Linked DNA regions of Mus musculus: all the other regions are linked to region 2. The links are chromatin loops, found by intact Hi-C in ENCODE. Cell type or tissue: heart. All regions are shown on one strand. Links, peaks and the distances in the headings refer to the core of each region. The heading gives the core; the rest is flanking DNA.

Evidence for each region. A loop is a pair of places that touch in the nucleus more often than their neighbours do. Peaks named below come from ENCODE experiments on the same cell type or tissue, not always from the same donor. Only the 100,000 strongest peaks of a DNase experiment are listed, where the experiment ranks them.
Region 1: it touches region 2 in a loop (6-fold over the local background); 31 of 42 quality-filtered maps call a loop at or near these places.
Region 3: it touches region 2 in a loop (11-fold over the local background); 4 of 42 quality-filtered maps call a loop at or near these places.

The regions. Positions count from the first base shown.
Region 1 is chr7:18,746,820-18,752,151 of GRCm38, reverse strand. No RefSeq gene overlaps it. Among named protein-coding and RNA genes, the nearest start is that of Gm24464, 4.3 kb to the right of the region's middle. In heart, for the core only: a CTCF peak has its summit at 2,146; no DNase peak of the experiment used is centred there; H3K27me3 peaks cover 1,018 bases.
Region 2 is chr7:18,871,173-18,876,504 of GRCm38, reverse strand. No RefSeq gene overlaps it. Among named protein-coding and RNA genes, the nearest start is that of Pglyrp1, 11 kb to the left of the region's middle. In heart, for the core only: no CTCF peak of the experiment used is centred there; a DNase peak (open chromatin) is centred at 3,024; H3K4me3 peaks cover 1,067 bases.
Region 3 is chr7:18,708,275-18,713,606 of GRCm38, reverse strand. No RefSeq gene overlaps it. Among named protein-coding and RNA genes, the nearest start is that of Psg22, 7.1 kb to the left of the region's middle. In heart, for the core only: a CTCF peak has its summit at 3,085 (motif pointing left); no DNase peak of the experiment used is centred there.

The sequences.
Region 1 (5,332 bases), core at 245-5,244, 120 kb after region 2:
AATGTTACACCTTTTAACCATATCCAATAACTTATAAGCTAATATTCCATGATGAAGACACGCAGAGCATATTATATCTTTAAGACCAGTAAAAAACCAAATTAAGTGGCTACAGGAATCTTATAAATTTAGACCAATCAAAGAATTTTAATTTTTCTAGCTATATTTATAAGATAAAAAAGGACTTTGTCATTTGCTAAACACAATAATCACAATTGCAGAGAATTTTCTAGGAAAAAACAACTATCAGCTTATTTGCCTTAGAACTAAGAGGTTGCAGACTCCTTTTCTTTAAAAACAGTTTTTTTCAGCAGAGGCTCTCCTGCTGTGCTTGATTCTTGGCTAAAGGGTGGACCAGCAGATAAAGGCTTAGCCATTTTTATTTTCCAACATGAAACACAGAACATTCAGTCATTCAGACAATGAAACAAAACACACCTGAATTGACACGTGAACAGATTGGTGCACCAAACATTAGAGAACACAAATAGGGCAGAGAACTTCTGCTGTAGGGGCCAGAAAGAATAAAGCAGGGCGTCCGCCAATTCTCTCTGTCTCTGGAAGAGTTTCAAAATCCATTTTCTTCTATTTTATTTTATTTTATTTTATTTTATTTTATTTTATTTTATTATTCTAAACCCTATTCCTCTAGCCTAATGCAGTCCTTGACTGCGGACAACCACCTGATTCGAAGTTTCTAGTCCCACACATATTTTGCTGCCAAACCCTAAGTAGAATCAGCACCGGGTCAGCACTGTTCCAACTTAGCCCGTATCCTATCGCACCTCAAGCAACACTTTAAAATATGAAGTTTAAAACCAGCATAAATACCTGTTGCTCACTGTGCCCAGTACGATCTTTTTATTCTTTCTTTCTCATGGAGCTCCACACATAAGACAGTGATCCCCCAGTATTTCCTGTCATTTCCAGGTCCCTGGTTCAGGTGCCAATCTGTTGTAGGAGGCTGGCCCGCAGCCTACATGAACTGGGTATTCCTGGAAGGCAGGCTGGGGCTGAAAGAGAGACTAGGCAGCGAGGAAAGAATGATGATGCCAAGACAAATTTTTCTCTGATCAAGGCCCACGAGTTTACTAAGAGACTGTGCTTATAAGGGGGAAGGCCGATCACCCGCCACCCCCGCCAGTCCATTCTTGGTGCCTGGAGCCAGCCTGTAGGCGACATGCAGGATAGGATGTGTCTCCAAAATGTCTCAAGGGTGTCTCAGCAGGTAGCAGAGTCTCAGAGAAGAGCAGCGGTAGTTGACATAACAATATAGCCATCTAAGTCGGAAGGCTACACCCCAGGTAATCTCATATTCAGTGGAAGCAAAGTCTAAATCAGCCTGCTTCAAGACTGAGGGAGGCTTCACTCTCAGCATCCTGTGCTACCTGGACCTCACCTAGGGTCTGCCCATGTCCTTCCTGGGAGGCAGCTGTCCTCTGTCTAGGTAATTCACAATGGAATTTGACAGGGAGAGCTGGAAACGAGGTACTCAGGATTCTCTGACAGAGTAATGTGCTTAGTAGGTCTGAAAGACTGCACAAAAGAACTTGAGGTCTATAGGATAAGGGATGGAGCCAGGCTATGAAAGAACCTAGTGGGGAAACCCCCACTCAGCTCCCGATTCGGCGTGCACCCAAGAATCACGAATAGAACACAACACCTTGATGTAACAACACAAGGTATTTTAATTGCGGAGCTCCGGGTCGAAACGTATCTCACACAGGAGACAGTGGATTCAACCACGAGGCTTGGAAGCTAGGGGTTTTTATAGAAAAGGAGTGGGGCTGGGGGAGGAATTGGCGCGGTTTCACATGATTGGTCCATTTAAACATTAGCAGCCTGTAACATTTAACTTAGGTCAGAGGGGTGGGAGATAGGGAGGCGATGGGCCTGCCCGGGCATGTCCTGGTCTGTTCTGCTATGTTCTCAGCCCCAGGTTTTCAAAGCTCACAAACAACTCTTTGGGCTATTTGACATACATTACATGAATCACAGTTTTATTTCCTTTCAGCTACACCCTAAGCGCATGGTTCCTGAAATTGCTTTTCTGAGTTTTCTGCCATTCTGATCACGGTAAGAGCCTTAGGAGACTGGGCAGACTCTGAAGCCTTGGGCTGAGTTACTGCACCATCTAGTGAGCAGCAATGGAATTGCACCTCATTCTGTGTGCTCTCCAGTTAGCAACTCTGGAACATTTTGCCAGCAGGAAAAAAATTCCAGGAAGAGCGCATCAGAGGACAAACACTTCGCAATAGGGCCTGTGTCCTTTTTCCATAACCTTGGAAATCCTGAGCTTCCTGTGAGTCTCATAAGGCCATCCAAACAGCTGGTGATGGCCTGGGAACCCAGATTGTCCTGTCCAGCTATGTATTCCTGGATGAGTCTCTGTGGAAGATGCCCAGGGTAACTATCATAACTGTGGCTCTCATGACAGTGCACTAGATAGCAACACATGCCATGACAGCCTTGTACCATGTCAGCTGTAACAGGAATCCAAAACTAACCAATGAAAAACCATTTCCCAGTGTCACTTGTAGTCTAACCATCACAGAGATTTGCAGCCAAGGCTTCCTGGTGCTCTGTGGACTCCATGGCTTCCTCAGCTAGGGCTTATCCAAAACCCACAGAGTCTATAATAGGGCTATGGGGATGTTGAGAGGCCCAAGGGTCATGTCTGAGTCTGACATTCATAGGCTGAGTTTACCCAGCACAGGATGGATAACTCTCCATGAAAAGACAGGTGAGAGGTTCTAATGTTGTTGGTCCACCCCATATGTGCACTGCACTAAGTGCCCAAATGCCATTCTGAAGGCACAATGCACTGGTAGAGAGAGTAGGCACAACCCACTCCTCACAACGAACATATGAAGTAGAGTAAGACACACCCAGCATTGGGAAGCAAGACAGTCACTTACTGTGAACATTGACTGTAACCTCCTTCAGCCTAGACAGGCTGGTTCAGACTGTCCGGCACTGAGGCGGAGCCACCTGCCGTGCTGCTTCTCATCCCTCTCCTTTGATGTGATACTGCCTGCCGCCTGCCTGAAGGATGGGATCCCCTCTTTATAAGCGCAGATTTTATCATCAATCATTGAGCCTTGATCAGAATCCATCTCTCTCTCTCTCTCTTCTGCCTAGTTTCCCTTTCTTTCAGCTCCAAGATGCCTCCCAGGCTCGAACCCAGACCTGAGAGCCGCAGGCCGGCCCCAACAATTTGGCAAAACAATGCGGGGCGTGGGAATGGCAGAGGACATTTGGAAGAAACACTGCTGGTTTGGAGCTCCATGGAAAAAGAAAATAATTAAAGAAAATTCGTACCGGAACATGAGAAGCAACAGGCAAAAAGGTTGCTAGGTATGGTACGGGCTAAGCTGGAACAGCGCTAAACCCGCGCGCTGGATTCACTTAGGTTCAGCAGTGAGATACGGGATCTAGGAATGTAACAGGCAGTTAGCCGCAGCTTCCAGAAGCTGCTTTTTAGATGAGAGAGGTAAAAGGGTTTGGATTTAACAATCAGGCAGATTGGCCGCAGTATAAGAACTGCATCAGGTGGGAGGAAAATGTCCCAGAAGCAGAGAGAAATTTTAGGGGACGCCATGCTTTATTCTCTCTGGGTCCTACAGCAGCCTTCTTTGTGTTTTTGTCTAAGGTCTTGTCTAATGTCTGGTGCACCGGTCTGTCCATGTGTTCAATTCATGTGTGTTCATGTCTAGTCATCTGAATGACTGAATTTTCTGTGTTTTCATTTTGGAAAATAAAAGATGGCTAATACTTTCTCTGCTGGTATAGCAAAGCCTAGAGGGGCCACACACTTTAGCCAGGATCAGGCACAGCAGGAGGGCCCCTGCTGGAAAAACTGTTTTTTTAAAAAAGGGGAGTCTGCAGCCTCATAGTTTGGGGGCGAAATAGCTGATAGATTTTTTTTTTGTAAGAAAATTCTCTGCAATCGTGATTATTGAGTTTAGTTAATGACAAAGTGCTTTTTATTTTATAATTATAGTTAGAAAAATTAATATTCTCTGATTGAATCTAAGTGTAGCTGCTTCATTTGGTTTTTACTGGAAATGTGCTCTGCCTGTCTTCACAATCATTTCATAAGTTATTGGTTAGGATTAAATAATTATTACATTGGTAACAGAAGGTTAGCCTTAAATTGGCAATTCGGGAGTCTTTTCTAACACGTGGCATAAGAGGGCCAAAAAACTGGGCCTCCTAAGATACTTCTAGATGAGATAATATTTAAGGTGATTCTTATCCTAGAAAGTAAATTTAAAGATAAGATTTAAAGCTTTCACTGTCATGCATTCATAGGTATAAGTTGGCAGCCAAACTTCGTAATATGATAGTAATGCTTCTAATATTGATTCTAAAGATGATAAATTGTTTTGAAATTGGGTTTTGCTTTCCCAAGGTAGTAGTTATAATCTAATATTGCAAAGAGACTTAAAAGTTCTAAAATCTGACCTCATGGCAGGAGGAACTGAGCTCGGGAGCAGCCTCTGCAAGGTTTGTGTGACTTTCTTTTGTCTTGCAAATAGTGCCTAAAGAAGCTCTATTTGCCTCTCCTTGCCTCTCCTTGCCTCCAGGGGAATTTCCTTTTAGCTAAAAGGGCACCTTTGCAGACCTAGCCAAATGCTGTTTTAATAAAGTTCAAATTCAAAGTTTATAAAGGGTCAATCAGACTGTAGAATTTATAAAGGCATTACAATTTGGCTTGCCTAGTTTTTATATAGTTATTATAGATATAAAAGTTTGGTTTTTTTCTTTGCATCTTAATAATTGTGAAGGGTTTGCATCTAGTGAGTTTGTAATCACTGGAAAATTTTGCCTCTAGGTATGGCTAAATATAGGTCTACATTATGTAAGAAATTTTTATCATTTCTGCTTCTATACAAGAAGCTAAGAGTTTGAATCTTTCAGTGTATATTGTTTTCTAAGTGGAAAGTATTTTATTAGCTAATGCCTCTCAAGGGAAGTTTTACTTTAATTCTTTGCTCTCACACAAGAAGCTTTTAGGTTCTGGGGAGTGGCTGTTGCTCCAGAAAACATTCAAAGGCAATATCTTTTTATTACTTAGGATTTTAGTTTACTACAGAAGGCTTTGCAGGAAATTAAGAAAGCTTTTATAATTGTTATCAATTATAATCAATGGTAATTAAATATTAGCTGCCCATTTTAGTTCATGGTTATTAAATATGCCCACAACAATTCTTTAGCAGGCTGCATTGTGACTAAGGGTGTGAAACCTTAGCTGTCATTAAGCTGATCCTAGGCAGAGCCGCTTTATCCTTACTGTAAACATTATTCTGGTTCCTGTTAATCCTTTTGA
Region 2 (5,332 bases), core at 92-5,091:
TGCCAGTTTGTGTGCATTTCTGTTTGTGGGTATGTGCGTGTGATGGTTTGTATATGCTCAGCCCAGGGAGTGGCCCTATTAGAGAGTGTGTCCCTGTTGGAGTAGGTGTGTCACTCTGGGTGTGAGCTTTAAGACCCTCATGCTAACTGCCTGGAAGCCAGTATTCTGCTAGCAGCCTTCAGATGAAAATGTAGAACTCTCAGCTCTCCCTGCACTATGCCTACCTGGATGCTGCCATGTTCCTGCCTTGATGATAATGGACTGAACCTCTGAACTTGTAAGCCAACTCCAACTAAAAGTTGTTTTTATAAGAGTTGACTTGGTCATGGTGTCTGTTCACAGCAATAAAACCCTAACTATAACCGTGCGTATAAATGTGGATACCCACTGAGGCCAGAGCATTGATCCCTGGGCAGAAGTTACAGAGGGTTCTGGGCCACCAGCTGTAGGTGCTAAGACTGAAACCCAGGTCAGGCCACCACAATAGAAATGTTTTAGTTTTTGATACGCTTTTATGGTTCTGGGTATTGACCTCGGAGCCTCAACCATAATAGAAAATATTTCAATATAAAAACTTTGCCTAAAGCTGTCTGTAGGGATACCAGGGAGGGATTCAAGAGCATCCTCACTGACTAGTAAGTTTTGATGTCAGCCTGGGCTACATCATGAACCCTCTTGTCTTTGCTCCTCAAAAAAAAAAAAAAAAAAAAAAGAAAGAAAAAGGAAGAAGAAGTGAGTGATGCCCCCATCGAGTGCAGAGCAGAGGTGGCTTCAACACATTCCAAGTGGAGAGAAAAATTGGGGAATGCAGTGTAATGATAGGCATTTAATATGTATTTTCTGACCTCACAAGCCTGTATTCTTCAGTATCATTACTAACGCTCCAGTGGCCAGGCATGGCAGTGCACACTTGTAATCCCAGATACTCATGAGACTGGGTGTGGAGGATCTTGAGTTAAAGAGTAACCTGAGAAACATTAGAAGACCTACCTCAAACAGGAAAGGGGAGCGAGAGCTCAGGTCCTATGCTTGCACAGCCAGTTGTGCTGTCTCGGCTTTCCGTTTTCTTCCCCAACTTCTTTTCTTTCCTCTTCCTTCTGCATTTCCTTGTCTTCCTGCCTCTGGGATATGGCTCAGTGGTAGAGCCCCTGCCTAGAATCCCCCAGTGAGGGGCTGGGGGCGTGGCTCAGTGGTAGAGCCCCTGCCTAGAATCCCCCAGTGAGGGGCTGGGGGTGTGGCTCAGTGGTAGAGCCCCTGCCTAGAATCCCCCAAGGAGGGGCTGGGGGCGTGGCTCAGTGGTAGAGCCCCTGCCTAGAATCCCCCAGTGAGGGGCTGGGGGTGTGGCTCAGTGGTAGAGCCCCTGCCTAGAATCCCCCAGTGAGGGGCTGGGCGTGTGGCTCAGTGGTAGTGCATCTGGTTTCACATGGGCACTGCCAGGCTTTTGCAAAAGTAGGAGGACATTTCCACATTAGATCCAACACCACATAAACCAGGTAATTTGGTCCGTGCCTGTAATTATAAAGCCACAGGAGGTTCACACGTTCAAGGTCATCTTTGGCTGTGTAGAGGGAGTTTGAGGCTAGTCTGGGTTACAAGAGACCCTGTCTCCAACAAAAACACACAATGAATTTCTTGTGCAGCAGACCACAGCTCTCTTGGGAGTCGGCACAGGAAGGAGGAGTGTAGGGTATCAGGCACCTTTCCCAACATCTGGGAGACTTACTTAATAGTAGGCTTTCCTTCTTCTTTATTGAGAGAAGGAACTTGCTCCTTGCCCAACCTGTGTACCACACAGGTACTTCCTAGGGCTGTTTTTACCCTTACCTTCAAGATGCAGGCATCTCTGTTTAAAAGCTTTCCTACCCTCCCCTGCTTTAAGGATGAACGACCTGGTGGGGTTGAAGTTTTTGTGGGTTAAAAATTTGGCCCATTGAGAGATGGCTGAGCAGGTATGAGCACTTTTTGCCTTTGCAGAGAACGCAGGTTTGATTCCCAGTACCCACACGGCAGTCTACAATCATCTGTAATCCTAGTTAATGCAGGGGAGCCTCTCCTCCTCAACTCCTGGGCACCAGGCATGCACCAGTGTGGCACACCTACACACCTACAGGCAAAACACTCACACACATCAATGCTTTAAAAACAAAGACAACCTAAAATATTCCAGCTTCCTAACTTACAGCCCACCTGCTTCCTTCTGTTCGAATCCCCATTCCTCTTGTCCCACCGTGGGGGGAATCTTTGGGTACCCCACCAATTGTGCCCCTGCTCTCTTCATACCCAGAGACAGGGAGCTTTCGGGTTTCATCTGACCCCCCTTGCTTACTACTTCAGGGAAGCAGCTTGTACAGGCTCTGGAAGGAGGCTAGCAGCTGCTAACTCCATGTTGGGTCTTGGGTCTTAGGGTCTTGGGTCCGATCCAAAGTGGGGGCACACACATCCTCTGGGTTCTTTTTTTTTTTTTTTCAAGACAGGGTTTCTCTGTGTAGCTCTGACCGTCCTGGAACTCACTCTGTAGACCACGCTGGCCTCGAACTCAGAAATCCGCCTGTCTCTGCCTCCCAAGTGCTGAGATTAAGGGCGTGCGCCACCACTGCGCCAGCACATCATCTCAGGTTTGAGCTGAAGACAGTGAATAACATCCCGTATCATTTACTGAGCATCTATTCTGTGCTCCAACCACCTGTTAAAGGAACAAGGGCTGTGAACAAGAGAGGTTTCTATCTTCACAGATCTTAGTGGTTGAGAAAAGATACAACTAAAAAACAAAACAAAACCAGGGACTACTAATAAAAGAAATGTTATATTTCACACAATTACCCTGGCTGCCTGGAAGCTTCAGAATTCTGGGATCATTATTACCTTTGACCTCTGGGATTTTAGAGTGTGTGTGTGTGAGGGGAGTCACGATGCACAGGGTTACCGCAGTTCTCTCCTTTGTCCACCAGAGGGTGCCATGTCCCCATTTTTACCAGCGTACGTAAAAGCAACCGCTGAACCCATAAGGTTTCCTCCCCTCCCACCCCCAGCGCTCCTTCCTGTCCTGCCTTCTGCCTCCCTACCACTCTCCCGCAGAGCAGATCACTTCTGTTAACAGCAGAGGCAATCGCAATCATTTACCAGCGGTATAGACTTTCCTGGGTTTTAATTGTTAGGATGGAAAGCACTGGAGTGTATGTGGGAGGGGCCCTTGCATTTCATTCCCAGGGCACTTAGGGACGACTCACAGAGGACTTGGGGGATGAGAGTTATGAGAGCGATTTTGCATCTTTGAAAAATCAGTCTGGCTCTTGTTGGGAAACAAAGGAAAGTATGTGAAGCTACTGATGTTTTTGGAGGAAACATAACCATGGAAACTTTTGAAAGCCAGCTCGCTTTCATAAGGGAAGCCAAAATTAATGTGGCCATCCCGTGAGAAGATGCAGAAAGTGACTAGGTTTGTGATGCTCCTGCTGGACCACTGGCGCTAGCTCACCTCAGTGTCCCTCTCTTACCAAAGCTTTTCAGCTCCTCCTTGCTCTGTAGCTGATGGTCCTGCCTTTGCAGAGCTCTGCTTGTCTCCGTGGGGGCTTAGCCGTCAGGATGCTGTCCTCCGCTAAGGGTCCTGGAAACATACAAGCAGGGGCAGGTATTTAATGCACAACACGTAACTGTGATATGAAAACCAGATTATCAGTGTAAGATTTCTGAAGCGGCTTAAAAGGAAGAGGCATCTGACCCTGAAGAGTCGGGTCGGGACCCCCCTTTCAGTCATGGCGACGGGACATTGTCCCATACACGTGGGTGGATGAGAGAACACCTGCAGGAAAAAGATGTGACCCTGTCTATGACCCTGTATAGGAGAGGAAATATCTCTCCCTCTCCCCCTCTCCCCCTTTCCCCCTCTCCCCCTCTCCCCCTCTCCCTCTGCGTGTACTCCAGTAGTCACTCCCTTTCAGATTTACTTTGCCTGCCCGCAAAGGGAGCTGGGAAGTGTAGTCTTTTTTGTTTGTTTGTTTGTTTTAAGGAAACTATCAATCAGGGGATTTGCCTCAGCTTTGAACTCAAAACTTAAAGGGCCAGGAGGCAATAGGGGGCGGGACTTGTAAGCGTAGTACTGGGAGGAAAAGAGGGAGGGTGGGCTGTGATCCAGATGTAACTTGAATAAAAAAGTAAATTATTAAAAAAAAAAAAAAAGACTTCAAGGGCTGTGGATATAAACTAAGAAAAACCTATTTGCTCAATCCTACCTGACTTCGGGCTAAGATTGAGATCAGCCTGACCCTCTGGTATGCTGGTACTTTATGGGTACCATAACTCTCTGGCGATCACTCTGCTTCTGCCACCCTTTCTGATCAGTGATGCCGCGTGGTTCCACAGCTGTGCCCTGTTCTCATTAAAAGTTCATACCTGTCATGCTTACTAACAGCCATCACAGCTACATCAAAACGGGAGCACCAGACTTGTGGTTGTCCCTTTATAAGCCTCTTGCTCACTCAGTTAGGGGCCACCTCTTTAAATAAGTAGTCACAGGAGTGTCCCCCAGCAGGGTCTGTGGCTCAATAAAAAATTTCAAATTCCTAAAAAGTTTGTCCTGGTCTTCTCTTGAGTGAGAACAGCCTGATTACAACAGATGGCATAACTTAAAAAAAAAAAAAAAACCAAGATTTTTATGTCAGGTGTGTTGATGCCTTTCATCTCAGCACGAGGGCGGAAATGGAGGTGGGTCAACAATCAGGAGTTCAGAGCCAGCCTCTGCTAGCTAGTGTGTCTGAGACTAGCCTGGGCTACATTAGAGTTTGTTTCAAGAACAAACCAAATAAAATGTTAAACACTCACAAAACAAACAAACAAACAATTATTACACGCCATTTAAATTATATCAAAATGCATCGTAAAAAAAATTCTTAGCTCCTTAATGAGCCAGCTAGCAGGGAGGAAGAGAGCTTCCAGCTTAGTTCTGACTTGAGGTCACTGTGTCCTGGACATGTGGTATTCTCAGCAGTAGGGTCTAACCTGGTGTATTAGTCAGGGTTCTCTAGAGTCACAGAACTTATGAATAGTCTCTAAATAGTAAAGGAATTTATTGATGACTTACAGTCGGCAGCCCAATTCCCAACAATTGTTCAGTCGCAGCTGTGAATGGAAGTCCAAGGATCTAGCAGTTACTCAGTCTCACGCAGCAAGCAGGCGAAGGAGCAAGAGCTCGAGCTAGACTCCCTTCTTCCAATGTCCTTATATTGTCTCCAGCAGAAGGTGTAGCCCAGATTAAAGGTGTGTTCCACCACACCTTTAATCCCAGATGAAAGGCATAGCCCAGATTAAAGGTGTGTTCCTTAACTCGGAGATTCAA
Region 3 (5,332 bases), core at 245-5,244, 160 kb after region 2:
GAACATCAGCAGGTCATCTGAGCCATTGGAGCAAACAGAACAAAGCCACATGTGATGTCAGCAGAGGTTAAGGGGAAATCCTGGTCTATAGAAGGATGTAGTATCTGTGCTATAACATCAGGTAAACAAGTCCCAGTCAGAGCTAGGATGAAACTTTGTAAAAGAATACTCATGTGGCAGGCATGATCCCTGTTCCCTCACCAGCATATACAGAGAAGAACCACACTAAATACCCATGTGTTCATTAAGTCTGACTCCAAGATGTCCCCAACACTCCATCACTCTGAGCCTCTCTAAGCATGAAAATTCCCTCTAACCCATTCTAGCTCAATACTGGGCCTGGCTGCATATGCTTGGCCTAGGCCAAGATGTACTGGTCTTCATAGTGTACAGAGGGTCTGTGTCATGAACCCAGGAGTAACCAAGTGATAGAGGACAAGGAAGACCTGTGGCAGATGTAGGCTCTAATGGGAGCCTGAAGCAACATCCTGTTCATTCTATTCCAGGAGCAGTGACTGTTGGATGCAGAGGTCACATGATTTCCTGTCTAGTATATGGGCTCAGTTATCCTAGAATGCTTCAGGAATTGTTCAGAGACATATGGTTTAGTTCTACAGTCAGATCTAACTCTGACTGTCCATTTGTTTTCAATTCATGGTCAAGATGTCCCCTTAAGCAGCTGATGACCAAGATTAACATCGGATCCTCCCTGATTCACAGACACCCGAGAAGGCCTCCAGTACGGGGACACTGGATACTTGGCTGGAGACAGAGCACTTGTGCTTCACATCTGTCAGCTGTGGACTGTGTGAGGCTCAGGTGGACACTGTGTTCCCTGTGCCTCAGTTTCCCAGCGACATCACACTTGGGGAATGTTTCAGTGTCTACAAGATAGCCTTTAATATGAGCAAGGGCCTGACACAGAGGAGGGACAGCTGTCCACATCAGCAGTGTCTGTTACCATTGCCTGAAGGAGAGGATTTTTTTAGACTTCCTCCCTCAGGACATGAATCATCAAGTCACCTATGTCCTCTGTCCATCTCATGGGGACACTGACATTCGTGTAAGTCTCATAAGCATTCAGAACAGTTGGCTGATGGCCTAAGCATCTGTACAGATGTGCTCTCCATGCTGAGACCCAGAAGGAGATGCCCAGTGACCTATCCTACCAGTGGCTCTCATATCAGCGCCCTGTCTGGTTCCCTGAGCTAGGATGTTCAGACAGATAATGAATCATTCTGCTCTGTTGGTTCTGACAGCTCAGATCCCAAGACTGCAGGAACTACCCCAGGGCACCTAGAGTCAGTTCTCTAGGACACTGATACAGAGCCAGGACTTCCTGGTTGTCCCCCTTGGAGTAAAATTCCACTGTTTCAGCAGCCAGATTCTCAGGCCCAGGGACCTTTCTCAGGATGTGCTTATGATGAGGGCCAGGCAATCTGGGCTCATCCTGATTCTATGGCAGAGCTACACACAGACACACATATGTACACACTCACAGCATGTATGCACACAAAGACACACACTGCTCTCTCACCCTCTCTCTCTCTCTCTCTTTCTCTGTCCCTCTATCCCTCTATCCCTCTCTCTCTGCCTCTCCTTCTCTGTCTCTCTGTCTCTCTGTCTCTCTGCCTCTCTGTCTCTCTCTGTCTCTCTCTCTGTCTCTGTCTCTCTCTCTCTCTCTGTCTCTCTCTCTCTCTCTCTGTCTCTCTCTCTCTCTCTCTCTCACACACACACACACACACACACACACACACACACACACACACACACACATCCTGCCCTGAATAGGATGAAACATTCTGATATTTCAGATGGTCTACACTGACTATGTCCTCTGATAATTCTAAAACTCCAAAGGGGCACAAATTTCTCATAGGATGTAGCTGCTTGTATTCTAATTCTAACTGGGTCCCCCATAACTGTTTGCACAAGAGGGTTTGCAAAGTGCTTCTAGGAACCTGCACTCAGTTACTTCTAATTGGTATATTAAGATGCTGTTGAGATGACAAAGCTTTTAAGTTCTCCATTTTAGAGAACCTGAACTATGTTTGAACTCAGGTAAACTAACAGGCTGGTATATAGCATTGATCTCCAAGTTGCCCCACCCAAACAAAACCTGAGCATAGCTCCAGTCTCTAGCCTAATCTCCAACAACACCAGTGTCTTCAGGTTATTCTCTCAACAAATATGCATCCCAAGTTACAAGCCCACCCCTTGCCTAGCAACCCCTCAATGCAGAGGGGAACAGAAGTTAATTTTCTGATGTGACTCCCAGCACCAGCCAATTATGTTAAAGGCCACAATATCTTTCCAATTGGATGTTTGCACATGTATTTCCTGCTTGCTGCTTACTATAAAGCCTTTCCTTGATAGATATTCAGGGCTCCCCCACCACCAAAACATCCTGCATAACAGTGGTATGTTGGGAGGGCCTGAGACAGCTCAAATAGAAGAAAAGCCCTGCTGTATGTTGCATCAGATTGTCTCCTGTGTGTGTTTGGGATAACATTTCCCTGGCACAACATTTTGGTATGTTGCCTGGGAAGTTCCCCATGACACACAGGACTACTGATGTAGACGGTCCTAAAGCTGACAAAACTAGTCTAGGTATTTGTTTTTTTATGTTTGTAAAACTGTGTTAAACTCCCTGCTTTTTCCATGTCTGAGCACTGAATCTGTCTGAGCTTTTTCTGTAAGCTCTGCAGAGTGGAATGGAGCAAACCTGTGTGGAGATAAATGTGGAACTCTTCCAGCCCTGCTGAGATGTTTTGTTTGTGTGGAACCTGGTAGCTTGTGTTACCACTGTGATTATTCTAGGTTTGAGCTGTGCCAAGGAATGTATATGAGTGTCAGAAATTTTCTATGTGGTCTGAAGGGGTGAGTACTTGTGCAGTGGTGCAAAAACTTGTGATGTATGTGGCAGCTCATTTGTCTGAATATCAACAACTTTCTGTGAGATCCATAGAGCATAACAAAAGCTTGTGTAGAGATAAATGACTTATGTTGCCACGGTAATTTTTTCAGGTCTGAGTAAACATTTGTGCAGTACTGAGTGTTGATGTGTTTGTGAACACCACCTTGTGGTTATGTCTTGTTACTGCAGGCTGATTCTGTTCTTAGATTCTGAGTGACTCCACATTCATCTTCTGTGAGCACCACCTGGGTACAAGACCTTGAATCTGTTTCTGTGGCCGGTTGCGGGAAGGATAGACATATCGGGGAGCCATGGCTACCACTGGGACAGGAGATTCTGAGCCTCCTCTGGGTGGGTGAGGGTTCAGGGAGCAGAGGCTTCCACACTTCTGGAAACAAGGCCTTGATTTTGTATCCATGGCTGGTTGCGGTTAGGGATAGATGTGTCTAGGACCTGTTGCAGCAAAATGTTGGGTCCTTTTTGTGTAGCCAGTCTGTTAATCTATGTCTTTTTATTGAGGAGTTGAGTCTATTGATATTAAGAGATATTAAGGAAAAGTAATTGTTGCTTCCTATTATTTTTGTTGTTAAAGTCGGCATTCTGTTCTTGTGGCTGTCTTCTTTTAGCTTTATTGAAGGATTACTTTCTTGCTTTTTCTAGGACGTGGTTTCTGTCCTTGTATTGGATTTTTTTCTGTCATTATCCTTTGAAGGGCTGGATTCGTGGAAAGATAATGTGTGAATTTGGTTTTATCATGGAATACTTTGGTTTCTCCATCTTTGGTAATTGAAAGTTTGGCTGGGTATAGTAGCCTGGGCTGACATTTGTGTTCTCTTAGTGACTGTATAACATCTGTCCAGGCTCTTCTGGCTTTCATAGTCTCTGGTGAAAAATCTGGTGTAATTCTGATAGGCCTGCCTTTATATGTTACTTGACCTTTTTCCCTTACTGCTTTTAGTATTCTATCTTTATTTAGGGCAGTTGTTGTTCTGATTATTATGGGTTGGCAGGAATTTTTTTTTCTGGTCCTGTCTATTTGGAGTTCTGTAGGCTTCTTGTATGTTCATGGGTATCTCTTTCTTTAGGTTTGGGAAGTTTTCTTCTTAAATTTGGTTGAAGATATTTGCTGGCCCTTTAAGTTGAAAATCTTCATTCTCATCTGTTCCAATTATCCGTAAGTTTGGTCTTCTCATTGTGTCCTAGATTTCCTGGATGTTTTGAGTTAGAATCTTTTTGCATTTTGTATTTTCTTTGTTTGTTGTGCCAATGTTCTCTATGGTATCTTCTGCACCTGAGATTCTCTCTTCCATCTCTTATATTCTGTTGCTGATGCTTGAATCTATGTTTCCAAATTTCTTTCCTAGGGTTTCCATCTCCAGCGTTGCCTCACTTTGGGATTTCTTTATTTTGTCTACTTCCCTTTTTAGGTCTAGTATGGTTTTGTTCATTTCTATCACCTGTTTGGATGTGTTTTCCTGTTTTTCTTTAAGGACTTGCAACTCTTTAGCAGTGTTCTCCTGTATTTCTTTAAGTGATTTATTAAAGTCCTTTTTGATGTCTTCTAGCATCATCATGAGATATGCCTTTAAATCTGGGTCTAGGTTTTCGCATGTGTTGGGGTGCCCAGGACTGGCTGAGGTGGGAGTGCTGGGTTCTGATGATGGTGAGTGGTCTTGGTTTCTGTTAGAAAGATTCTTATGTCTGCCTTTTGCCATCTGGTAATCTCTGGAGTCAGTTATTATAGTTGTTTCTGGTTAGAGCTTGTTCCTCTCGTGAGTCTGTTATTCTCTACCAGCAGACCTGGGAGACTAGCTCTTTCCTGAGTTTCAGTGGTCATAGCACTCACTGCAGGCAAGCTCTCCTCTTTCAGGGAAGGTGCACAGATATCTGGCATTTGGACTTGCCTCCTGACAGAAGATGAACGCCTGAAACAGGACCTGTCCCAGAAGCTGTTAGCTTCTGTAGTCCACACTCTCACCTGTGCAGACTAGTCTCAGCAGGATCCAGGGATCAAGATGGCTCCCTCAGGTACTCCGGAAAAGCCCTCCCGGGCAGGGCAGACACTTCTCCTCTGGCAGGGAAGGTGCCCGGATGTCTGGAGCCTGAAAAGGGGTCTGCCTCAGAAGCTCTGTGGCTCCTGCCTGTCCCAGAAGCTGTTGGCTTTTGTAGTCCACACTCTCACTTGAGCAGACTAGTCTTGGTGGAATCCGGGAACCAAGATGTCTCCTGCAGATGCTTTGGCCTTCTATTATTTTCAATGTGCCTCTGTTTAGTTTGTGTTTCCAGGATCTGTCCATTGATGAGAGTGGGGTGTTGAAGTCTCCTACTATTATTGTGTGAGGTGCAATGTGTGCTTTGAGCTTTACTAAAGTTTCTTTAATGAATGTGGCTGCCCTTGTATTTGGAGCATAGATA